Linked DNA regions of Homo sapiens: region 2 is linked to region 1. A link is a contact called in ENCODE Hi-C or POLR2A ChIA-PET data. All regions are on one chromosome and are shown on one strand. Each heading gives the region's core, a stretch centred on a gene start or an enhancer-like site at or near the end of the contact. The rest is flanking DNA. Distances are from core to core; before and after follow the strand shown. Region 1 holds the start of C18orf15 (chromosome 18 putative open reading frame 15). Region 2 overlaps LDLRAD4 (low density lipoprotein receptor class A domain containing 4).

The links. A loop is a pair of places that touch in the nucleus more often than their neighbours do. ChIA-PET counts read pairs that join two places held with the same protein, here RNA polymerase II (POLR2A). Pooled maps may share reads with other maps.
Region 2: a loop to region 1 is called in a map of posterior vena cava, with 1.8 times the contacts of the local background. The contact joins the enhancer-like site here to the promoter of C18orf15 in region 1. A Hi-C loop is called at or near these places in 16 of 168 maps with a recorded cell type or tissue (CD8-positive, alpha-beta T cell, Caco-2, GM12878 and 10 more) and 7 of 50 pooled maps. POLR2A ChIA-PET finds 5 or more read pairs at or near these places in 1 of 52 experiments (naive thymus-derived CD4-positive, alpha-beta T cell).

What each region holds. Positions count from the first base shown.
Region 1 is chr18:13,237,340-13,242,530 of GRCh38, reverse strand. It overlaps C18orf15 (chromosome 18 putative open reading frame 15), which reads right to left and starts at 2,988. Exons shown (of 1, transcript NR_146617.1): 1 at 455-2,988. The region is part of intron 1 of LDLRAD4 (low density lipoprotein receptor class A domain containing 4); the gene reads right to left. RefSeq lists an enhancer at 2,209-2,843.
Region 2 is chr18:13,282,640-13,287,830 of GRCh38, reverse strand. All of the region lies in intron 2 of LDLRAD4 (low density lipoprotein receptor class A domain containing 4), which reads right to left. Among named protein-coding and RNA genes, the nearest start is that of C18orf15, 46 kb to the right of the region's middle. RefSeq lists an enhancer at 962-1,515. Within about 2 kb of position 3,035, at least 2 of the 41 ENCODE cell types and tissues checked have a DNase peak (open chromatin) inside an H3K27ac peak, as active enhancers do.

The DNA of each region.
Region 1 (5,191 bases), core at 1,739-4,238:
TACCAACCTCTTTACTATTGTTCTAAAAATCTATCATTAGTAAGTGTGTGAAAGTGGTTTTTCCATATCAAAGTGAAGTCCACGAAGGTCTTGCCTGCCTTACCTTAGTTGGATTCCACTAATCACCCGATCACCCCGGCCACAGCTCCAGGCCTGAAACCAAAGTACCAGCAGGAATTAAACAACCTCTTCAAAGAGCTTCCTAAAATCTTAACCTTTAATTGGAAAATGCAGATGATCAAATCAAGCACTGACGTGACCGGGTAAAACTTGAAATACTGGAATCCTAGACAAAATTGTTTTGATGAATTTCCTGCAGACGTGAAAACAAGCGATTCCAGTAGGTCAACAAGTCAGAAGCACGTTCTTGGTTTAATGAAGCTCTGTTAAACTATTTTCTCTTTTTCCTAGAACCCCGATCTTTTGTTATTGTTTTCAGATGATGTGTGTGTTTGTTTGTGGCTGGCTTCACATCACCCTGGAGGGTTCATAAAGATAGGCCACGAAGCCCCGTGCTTGTAGACACACACCCCGACGGACACTGGCCTCGCGTGATGACGCGTGTGAGAAACCCGCCCCAGTTTGACCTCTGCAGTACATAAGGGTCTGTGGGACGTGAACCCCACGACATTTATTTTTAATCACAGTAAAAGATGTAAGATGCACGAGACAACATGACAGTCATCTTTGCAATCCCGGTCTCCAGCAGGAGTAATTACGGCGCAGGACCCATTTCACGCATGTCCCTGTGAAAGCAGGATCCAGGCTGTTCAGCGGGGAGGGGACCGCGGGGACAGAGGAGGATTCTCTACTGACGGCAGAGCGCCCTGCAGCAGGAGGCTGGGACAGTCACCCCTACATTGCCAGCGGTCAGTCAGGAGGAGGAGCTGGAAGGCTGACCCTGGAGTCTCAGCAATACCGGCTTTCAGCAGGAGGCCCAGCCTTCACCTGCTGCTCTCTCTGCCCCTGCATCCGTCCCTCAGGCACGCCCTCAGTCCTACCACACTGACTCCCACATAGCCTGGGTTTTGCTGTCTACCTTGAGGCAGGATCACTGCTCCATTTCAATCCTCAGCGTATCAAGACATTGTGTACAGAGTAGTGATGAGCGGGAGACCCGCTGCAGCACCCGGGAGGCTACCCTGGAAGCCTCCGGAATGAACTTCCGCATGTATACACACAGCGAAAGCACACAGCAGACGCCGGGGCCAGCATGGAACTCGACACTGGTTTGGGTCTTTATAAACCAGCGCCCTGTGAGGTGCCATGTGAGGTGTCCAACAGACACAAATAAAGCCCGCCTTGGCCTGGCGCAGTGGCTCATGCCTGTAATCCCAGCATTTCGGGAGGCCGAGGCAGGTGGATCACTTGAGGTCAGGAGTTCCAGACCAGCCTGACCAACATGGAGAAGCCCCGTCTCTACTAAAAATACAAAATTGGCCGGGTAGTGGCACATGCCTGTAATCCCAGCTAATCAGGAGGCCGAGGCAGGAGAATCGCTTGAACCCGGGAGGCAGACGTTGCAGTGAGCTGAGATTGCACCATTGCACTCCAGCGTGGGCAACAAGAGTGAAACTCCATCTCAAAAAAAAAAGAAAAGAAAAGAAAAGAAAAAAAAAGCCCGCCTCGAGTAGGGCCAATTCTCTCTCAGGCAAAAATCGTGAGATTAGACCACAATCTGTTGTCATCCCTCCAAAGCTGCCGTCTCATTTAAATATCCTCTCATCTGGCAGTCACTGAAGACCTACTATGTGCTAGGCGCTCTGGAGGGCAGCTGGAATATCAAAGTAAACAGGGGAGTCCCTGATCACTGAGTTCCTGGTCCATGAGGAGAACAGATGCCTGCACAGTCCATTAGAAAATAACGGTGCGCACGCATACATGCGCATGCACACATGCACACAAGCACACACATGCACACATATACACAAGCACACACATGCACACACACGCACATGCATGCACACATGCACACTACAGTCAAACTCTGAGGATGCACAGGGCAGCACGGACCTCTAGCCCAGGTGCTGACGCTGTCTTGGAGCACCTCAAGGCCGAGGGAGGCTGAAGCAGCACCTCCCAGGCCAAAGAACCCACAGGATGGCCATGTGAGAGGCAAGAAAGGGCCCAGGGGAGGCTGTGAGCATATGTGGGGGAGGCGGTGTGAAAGCCTTTTTCCGCTTCCCTGCCACCAGCTCACGGGGACATCGGGGCTCTGGGCCTGCGGCCTCAGAGCTCCTTTGGGGCCAAGGGCTGAGCTTTCAGCAAGTTGACCCTGCAAGACTAGGGAAGCCTCAGGCTGCTCTGTTGGAAGGTGAATGTGTGACTCTTTCAAAGCACCCTGACCCTGCATGTGCCCATCTCCATCACCGAAGTAGGTCTGGAGTCGGGTCTTTCAGAATGCTGGCCTAGTTATTTAACTAATGTGCAATGAGTTTCTATGTCCAAGGCCATCCAAAACATGGCAAAGCTAAATAAATATGTATACACTTAGGAAATCCCTTCCTTGGCCAAACAGGAACAGGGACCCTACAACTGGCATGAGGAGAGTTGCACGGGCCAGCATGCTGCCAGGAGGTCCCCAGAAGTACCCATGGCAAACCAAACAAACAGCAGTCAGGAACTGGGTAAAGGTTGGCTGCAGCACAAACAGCTACAGTCGCAGCCTTTGGCTCCATGGCATCTCATGGCTGGTACAGCCTGCGTGGCCCAGGCCACCATGGAGCAAACCCCACGGGCCACAGCTGGAGGTTTGCCAGCCGGCAACTTGGGGCTCCACTCTTTCCAGGCCCGCCAAGGACAGCCAGGGCATCTGCGTCTGGTCCCCAGTCCACACTGTGACTGGTGCAGGCATTACAAGAAAGTGGAACAGTGAGTGAATGAGCGCAGCTGTTCTGAGCCTACTGAAGGTCTCTCCAGCCGGATGGCTGGCCCAAGCCCCCTCTGGACAACTGCTACTTTCATTTGCTCTAAGACTGTATGATCATTAATACCTGTAATTCATTCTGACTAATCAAAATTCATCCTGGTTAATTCACTAGCTAATTAGAATTTAAAAGAGTGCCACAGCCATTCAGGCAAGCTCATTTAGGAGCTATTGAAATCCTCACACAAGACGTAGGTGAAAAGGGAGAGGGAGTCTGTTTAAACTTCTAAGTGGCCCCTGCACTCCCCTTTGTTCCCTCAAATCCCTGAGCTCAGCAGGCTAATCTCACTGGATTAGCTGCATTAACATTTCCAGTGTCCTCTCCCTAACGCCAGGCCCCTCCAACCGCAGGCTTCATGGGTCACAAATGTTCTCTCGAGCCCGCAGTTACAAGCAGCAATTTTTTTTTTTTTTTTTTGAGACAGAGTCTTGCTCTGTGGCCCAGGCTGGAGTACAGTGGTGTGATCTCAGCTCACTGCAACCTCTGCCTCCCAGATTCAAGCAATTATCCTGCCTCAGCCCCCTGAGTAGCTGGGATTACAGGTGTGCGCCACCACGCCCAGCTAATTTTTCTTATTTTTAGTAGAGACAGGGTTTCACCATGTTGGCCAGGCTGGTCTCGAACTCCTGACCTCAGGTGATCCGCCCACCTCAGCCTCCCAAGTGCTGGGATTGCAGACATGAGCCACCCGCCTGGCCTTACAAGCAGCAATCTTAATGTCCCCTCTCCCACCAGAACCTCGGCAGGAACAGGGGCTAGGGCTGTTGAGTAGGAGCAGGAGGCATCTCAGTGAGCTCCCTGGGAACGTGACATTATAAAATCACATTTCCACACAGAAACACAGGCGTAGTCACCACCCGGGAGAGGCTGCCTATGTGTAGGCCCCTCCCAGGTATTGAGTCTCTCCAGGATCCTAAAAGTAACCCAGATTTGGTGCAAACCTCACAGAGATGTGAACCCAGGCTGGCAGGACTCTGCAGTCCACGCCCTCTGGCCTGCACCACACCACCCCTCAGTTCTGTGGGTGCTGAGTCCCACATCTGCACGTTCTCCCACCTGCTCTCCAAAATAACCCAGCTTATTACAGAAAGAGCACAGAGTAGATGTAAAAAGTCTTCCTTTTGTGTGAACACTGACAGCCCAAATAAAGAAGGCATCAGGTGCATCCAACAGTGCTTCAAGACACTGATCAATCATAAAATATTGCGTGGCACAGGCACCTCTAATATCCTTCCAGTTGAGCAAAAAATCTATCAACAAGAGGCAATGCATGAAGGGGACCAGCCCAACAGCAGAATGTTTTTAAGAGGGGGCTCCTTCTCGTTTTACAATAAACCACGACCAGTCATCGAGCAATCTGTCTCCAGTTCCAATACTGGAAAATAAGGAAGAGAAATCCTGGGTTCATGCTTAGATGGCTCTGTGATCTCATGCCCTCCAGACTTGGGAAAGGCAGATATTCTGGCACCTGCTGTTAGTTTACAGTTCCCAATAGTTCCTGGGGTTTTAGGTGGATTTTCAGAGCAAGCTTGTGGGTAAGGATGGCTAGGAACAGCCTCACTCCACTGTCCATTTCCTTCACAATCAGCCCAAGCACCGTGACTTCGCAAGGAGGCAGACACATTGACCTTAAGAACCAGGGTGGGCATCCAGGAGGCCACCAGACTCTACCCCAGCCTCCCATTTTAGAGACGAGATCTTAACAGCATGTGACCTCAGACAAGGTGCTAAATTCCCTAGACCTCAGTTTCCTCATCTGTAAAATGGGACTGATCACTACACTTCCCAACCTCATAAATGAATTACATGGGTCAAATGAAAGAACACATGCAAACTGCTGGACAGCAATGCCTCCATGAAGGGGGTTCTCCATGGGGAAACTGAGGCCAGAGGTCTTGAGTGATCACAGTGACTGGTGCAGGGCTGTCACACAATTGTATGCACTGAGGGAATGGATCTTTGGTTGCTCGGGGGACAATGCTACTTGGAGACCGAGCTAGGAACAAGAATCCACGTTCCCTGAATGTCTTCGAACTAACTGCTTTTTCCACTGAACAGATCACCCCAGTTCCACTTGGCCGTGGGACCAGGAGTGAAATTATCACCTCTGTCTCCAATGCAAGAACAAATCAGCCACCCGGCAGTCACTGTCCACAAGCCCATGAACCACAGAACCTTCCTTGGTACTAAGTATATGAACTAGAAGCTCTGGGAACTAAGAGACCATCTACGGTGGCCTCAGAGAGCCACATCCTATCAGATCA
Region 2 (5,191 bases), core at 1,786-4,285, 45 kb before region 1:
TTCTTCCACTAATTATTCTAAATTGTAGGAAGCTTATATTAATTACTTGCATTTTCTCTGAAATAAATATTTGATTACCAGGTTTCAATTGGGACTAAATCCAATCCTCATAATAAGTGTTTCTCTCTCCATCCATCCACACTAAGTTCAATGTGAAATCAGAAGAGTGTAGGAATAAGAATTTGGGCACCTCCCGCCCCACCCCATAACCTGAGGGCAGACAGTGGAGAAGGTTACAGAAGCCCACACCATAGGGTGGCGCCGTCGTAGTCACCAGCCAATTACTTATCCAGAGGATGTCCCCACCCTGCACCCACTCTCCAGAGGGAAGCACCGGGTAGTTTCTCTTTATCAGATACAACTCAAGAGATACAGAAGGCAAACTCATTTCAACCTTACTGTTTAAACTCATGGCCTTCAGTGATCCTCCTACCTGGGCTAAACGTTAAAAAGTGTTAACAACTGTTTTTTGAAAAATCATGAAAAACAAACAAAAACTTGATAACAGAACAGATCATCCTGATTATACTATAATAAATGTCATTACAGCACCAAGATCAAGACATCTGAGTGTATCTTTCTGTACTTTATGGGACAGTATTTCATAGAAAGATATACTAAGATATTTGCAGACTTCTCCTGCTCTCCAGAGGGCTGCTTTCTTATTTCCTCTACGTCCTGGTGGGGATTGTGCTGTTGCGGGTGACACCAAGTCTCTGTGTGTGGTGACTTCTCCCAGCCTGACTGCTTTCTAGCCAATCTCCAGTCATTTCCCCACATTTGCCCTCCAGACGCATCCAGCCACACGGGCTGGTCCAGGCTCTCCACTCGGAGTGAGCGCCACCTCCTAGGCTGCTGTCTCCGCTCAGACCACCTTCTCTTTACCCAAGACTGAAGCCCAAAAGTCACTCTGCAATCCACCTTCTGCCCCACCTGCCCTGCACATTCCAGCTACCAACACAATCGGCGCACGGATCCCTCCACCCCAGGCCTCTTCTCCACAGCTGTTGCTTCAGCTCAGGCCCTGTCCCCCAGGCCAGGGACAGCTCCTCACTGTCCTTCCTGGCTGGCCCTCTCAGCTTCCGTCTCCTTCTCCACTGACTCCCACCCTCAGCCACCAGACTCAGCTTCCTAAACACGCATCTAATGACACTGTCTCCTCTGAAAAGTGCAGTGGTTCCCACATCGTATGGGATAATCTATGCAGAGCATTCAAAACCTCATGGCGCCAGGAGGTCGAGGCCAGCCCGGGCAACATAGTGAGACCTCATCTCTACAAAACATTTTAAAAGTTAGCTGGGCATGGTGACACACACCTGTATTCCCAACTACTCAGGAGGCTGAGGCAGGAAGATTGCTTGAACCAGTAAGTTGAGGCTGCAGTGAGCTATGATTGTGCCACTGCACTCCAGCCTGGGTGGCAAAGCAAGACCCTGTCTCTAAAAATAAATAAATAACAAAACTCTATAGTTTGACCCTAACTTTCTTTTCCAACTGTATCTCTAGCTCTCGTCTTCCTGTTCCAAGGACAACATAATATGAGTCAGCTTTAAAATGGAAGGAGATTCTGAGATAGGCTCCAATGTGTGTGAACCCTGAAGACTTTATGCTAAGTGAAATACACTAGACACAAAAGGACAAATACTGCATGATTCCACTTATGAGGTATGTAGAGCAGTCAAAATCATAGAGACAGAAAGTAGAACCATGGGTGTCAGCGGCTGGAGGGAGAGGGAATGCAGAGTTAATGTTTAATGGGTACACAGTTTTGGTTTGGGAAAATGGAGAGAGTTCTGGAAATGGATGGTGGTGATGGTTGCACAACGTGAATGTACTTAATGCCACAGAACCGTACGCTTAAAAATGGTTAAAATATACTGTTTCCATAGCAACTGAACCATTTTACATTTTTTCCAGCAACACAGAAGGGTTCCAACTTCTCCACATTATGTATATCTTACCACAGTTTTTTTTAAAGGGACAAAAAGTTTGAGAAACAAAGTTAACAGTGTGCTGTGAAAGCTGAGTTGAAGGACTGGCTTGAGTTTCCCCCACCATTCTCTAACAAGGGTGCAGCCTTGACTTCCCTACCACAACCCCCGAGTTTCAAGAAAGACATGGAAAAATGTGGACAGCCCCAGCAAACCAGATCCCAGGACAAAAAGAGGGAAACTGTTAAAGCGTCAGGCTAAGCAGACAGACCCCAGACCCCTTGTGCACAGCGGAACCCTCTCCCAAGCACTGAGCTCACTAAGCTAACCCAGCATCGCCACGAAGCCTCCTGCAGGAAGCACGCCAACTTTAAAATATTATATGAATTTCAAGAAGAAAGCCTACAAAGGAAAAGCCCAGCAGACACCTCCAATGGCCCCCATGTTAAGTTACACAATTGACAACAGAATCCTGTCCCCTGACTGTCCTCGGCAAGCCTGTCCATGTCACCCTCTGCCCACTCATGACACCTCCAATCTGACCATCACTGAAGTGACTGCCCCAAGCCAAATGAACCACACACCTTGTGCTCCACTGCAAGTGCTCTTAACCCTTTCTGGAGGTCAAAACCCTCCTGAGAATCCTATCAAAGCCCTGGCATTCTCCCCAGGAACTGGCAACATTTCAAGGAATTCACAGATGCCCCTGGGCCCCTGGGGCTTACAAACACTGTCCCAGTGCCTGTCTCCTTCACATTTCGCTTCTGTACTGCACTTGAGAGGGACGCTGCAACCTCCCTCCATTTGTAAGAACTATATAACAAATTTCAAGAATCCCTCAGGACTCTCTTTGAAAGGGCAGCCCACGCCCCCAACCAATGTCAGGACGTCAAGGGGAGGTCGTCTCACATCGGCTTGAGAGGCACAGCCCGTCCGACATGCCACATCCCCAAAGGACGCCCCTCCCTGCGACTGCCCTCACAGATGCACTGATGTGACTTATGGGGACTGCTGCGATGCAGTCTGTTAACACTGGCACCAGCTGCCACGGGCGAGTCATCTCAGGAACCTGACCTTGGCAAAGCGTGTTTCACACTCGAGCACAGCTCATCCGGGTGGCCTCGAGCAGGGGCAGGAAGGCGGAAAACGGACAGGGAGGTGCTGGGGTGCACTGCCCCCCAAACCGCACCAGAGGACTCACCTCACCCACACAGGGAGACCAAATCCTCAAAGCCAAATTTTCAAGCTGCTGCTGAGAATCCCATAAAAAGCAATGCTATTTCTAACCTCCCGCACCACGGAAAAATACACACACCACCAAGCAACCCAGAATCTGAGGGTTTATTTTTACATCTTTTCCCCACATCCCCCACCCTGGCCTCCCCCACAAAATTTTAGGTGGAAAATTTGCTGGCTTTTTAGCAGTTTGACAATGCTGTGCTAGGCATGAACTGACGGAGCTGCTAGCGCATTTGAGTTTAAAGCAAAGCGTCAAAGTATTTATCCCATATGACTCCACAGGTCTGCTTGATGAGAAACTAATAAACTCTAATCACAGAAGACAGAATCCAACAAGCAGGCGGAGACGAGGCCCAGGTCTCAGGCCATGGGCAGAAGTGGCAGAGGTGGTAAGTTTCTCTTTCCCACCTCTGAAAGTGGTGTTCCCACCACGGGACTTTCTTCCTGCGGGCTGGCATTCTCTAATCCAAACTATGAACAAGGGCATTCGGCATCCCTGATGCCCTTGCTGCATTTCTGATTTTCTCAATGCCACTCTTAACCCTTGATTTGGTTTGGCTGTGTTGCCACCCAAATCTCAACTTGAATTGTATCTCCCAGAATTCCCACATATCGTGGGAGGGACCCAGCGGAAGGTAATTGAATTATGAGGGCCTTTCCTGTGCCATTCTCGTGATAGTGAATTAGTCTCACGAGATCTGATAGGTTTGTTTCTGCTTTTGCTTCTTCCTCATTCTCCCTTGCTGCCGCCCTGTAAGAAGTGCCTTTTGCCCTCAGCCACGATTCTGAGGCCTCCCCAGCCATGTGGAACTGTAAGTCCAATTAAACCTATTTTCTTCCCAGTCTCGGGTATGTCTTTATCAGCAGGGTGAATATGGTCTAACACAGTAAATTGGTATCAGTAGAGTGGAGCACTGCTGAAAAGATACTCGAAAATGTGAAAGTGATTTTGGAACTGGGTAACAGGCAGAAATCAGATCAGTTTGAAGGGCTCAGAAGAAGACAGGAAAATGTGGGAAAGTTTGAAACTTCCTAGAGACTTGTTAAATGGCTTTGCCCAAAATGCTGATAGCAATAAGGACAATAAAATCCAGGCTGAGGTGGTCTCAGACAGAGATGAGGAACTTGTTGGGAACTGGAGCAAAACTGACTCTTGCTATGTTTTAGCAAAGAGACTGGCAACATTTTGCCCCTGCCCTAAAGATTTGTGGAACTTTGAACTTGAAAGAGATGATTTAGGGTATCTGGTGGAAGAAATTTCTAAGCAGCAAAGCATCCAAAGGTGACTTGGGTGCTGTTAAAGGCATTCAGTTGTATAAGGGAAGCAGAGCATAAAAGTTTGGAAAATTTGCAGGCTGACTATGCAATAGAAAAGAAAAACCCATTTTCTGAGGAGAAATTCAAGCTGGCTGCAGAAATGTGCATAAATAGCAAGAAGCCTAATGTTAATCTCCAAGACCATGGGGAAAATGTCTCCAGGCCTTGTCAGAGACCTTCACAGCAGCCCCTCCCATCACAGGCCCAGAGGCACAGAAAGAAAAAGTGGTTTTGTGGGCTGGGCCCAGGGTCCCCGTGCTGTATGCAACCTAGGGACTTGGTGCCCTGTGTCCCAGCCACACCAGAAGTGGCTGAAAGGGGCCAACATACAGTTCAGGCTGTGACTTCAGAGGGTGGAAGCCCCAAGCCTTGGCAGCTTCCACATGGTGTTGAGCCTGCGGGTACACAGAAGTCAAGAATTGAGGTTTGGGAACCTCCGCCTAGATTTCAGAAGATGTATGGAAATGCCTAGATGCCCAGGCAAAAGTTTGCTGCAGGGGCGGGGCCCTCATGGAGAACCTCTGCTAGGGAGCCCCCACACAGAGTCCCTACTGGGGCATGGCCTAGTGGAGCTGGGAGAAGAGGGCCACCATCCTCCAGACCACAGAATGGTAGATCCACAGACAGCCTGTACCGTGTGCCTGGAAAAGACACAGACACTCAATGCCAGCATGTGCAAGCAGCCAGGAGGAAGGCTGTACCCT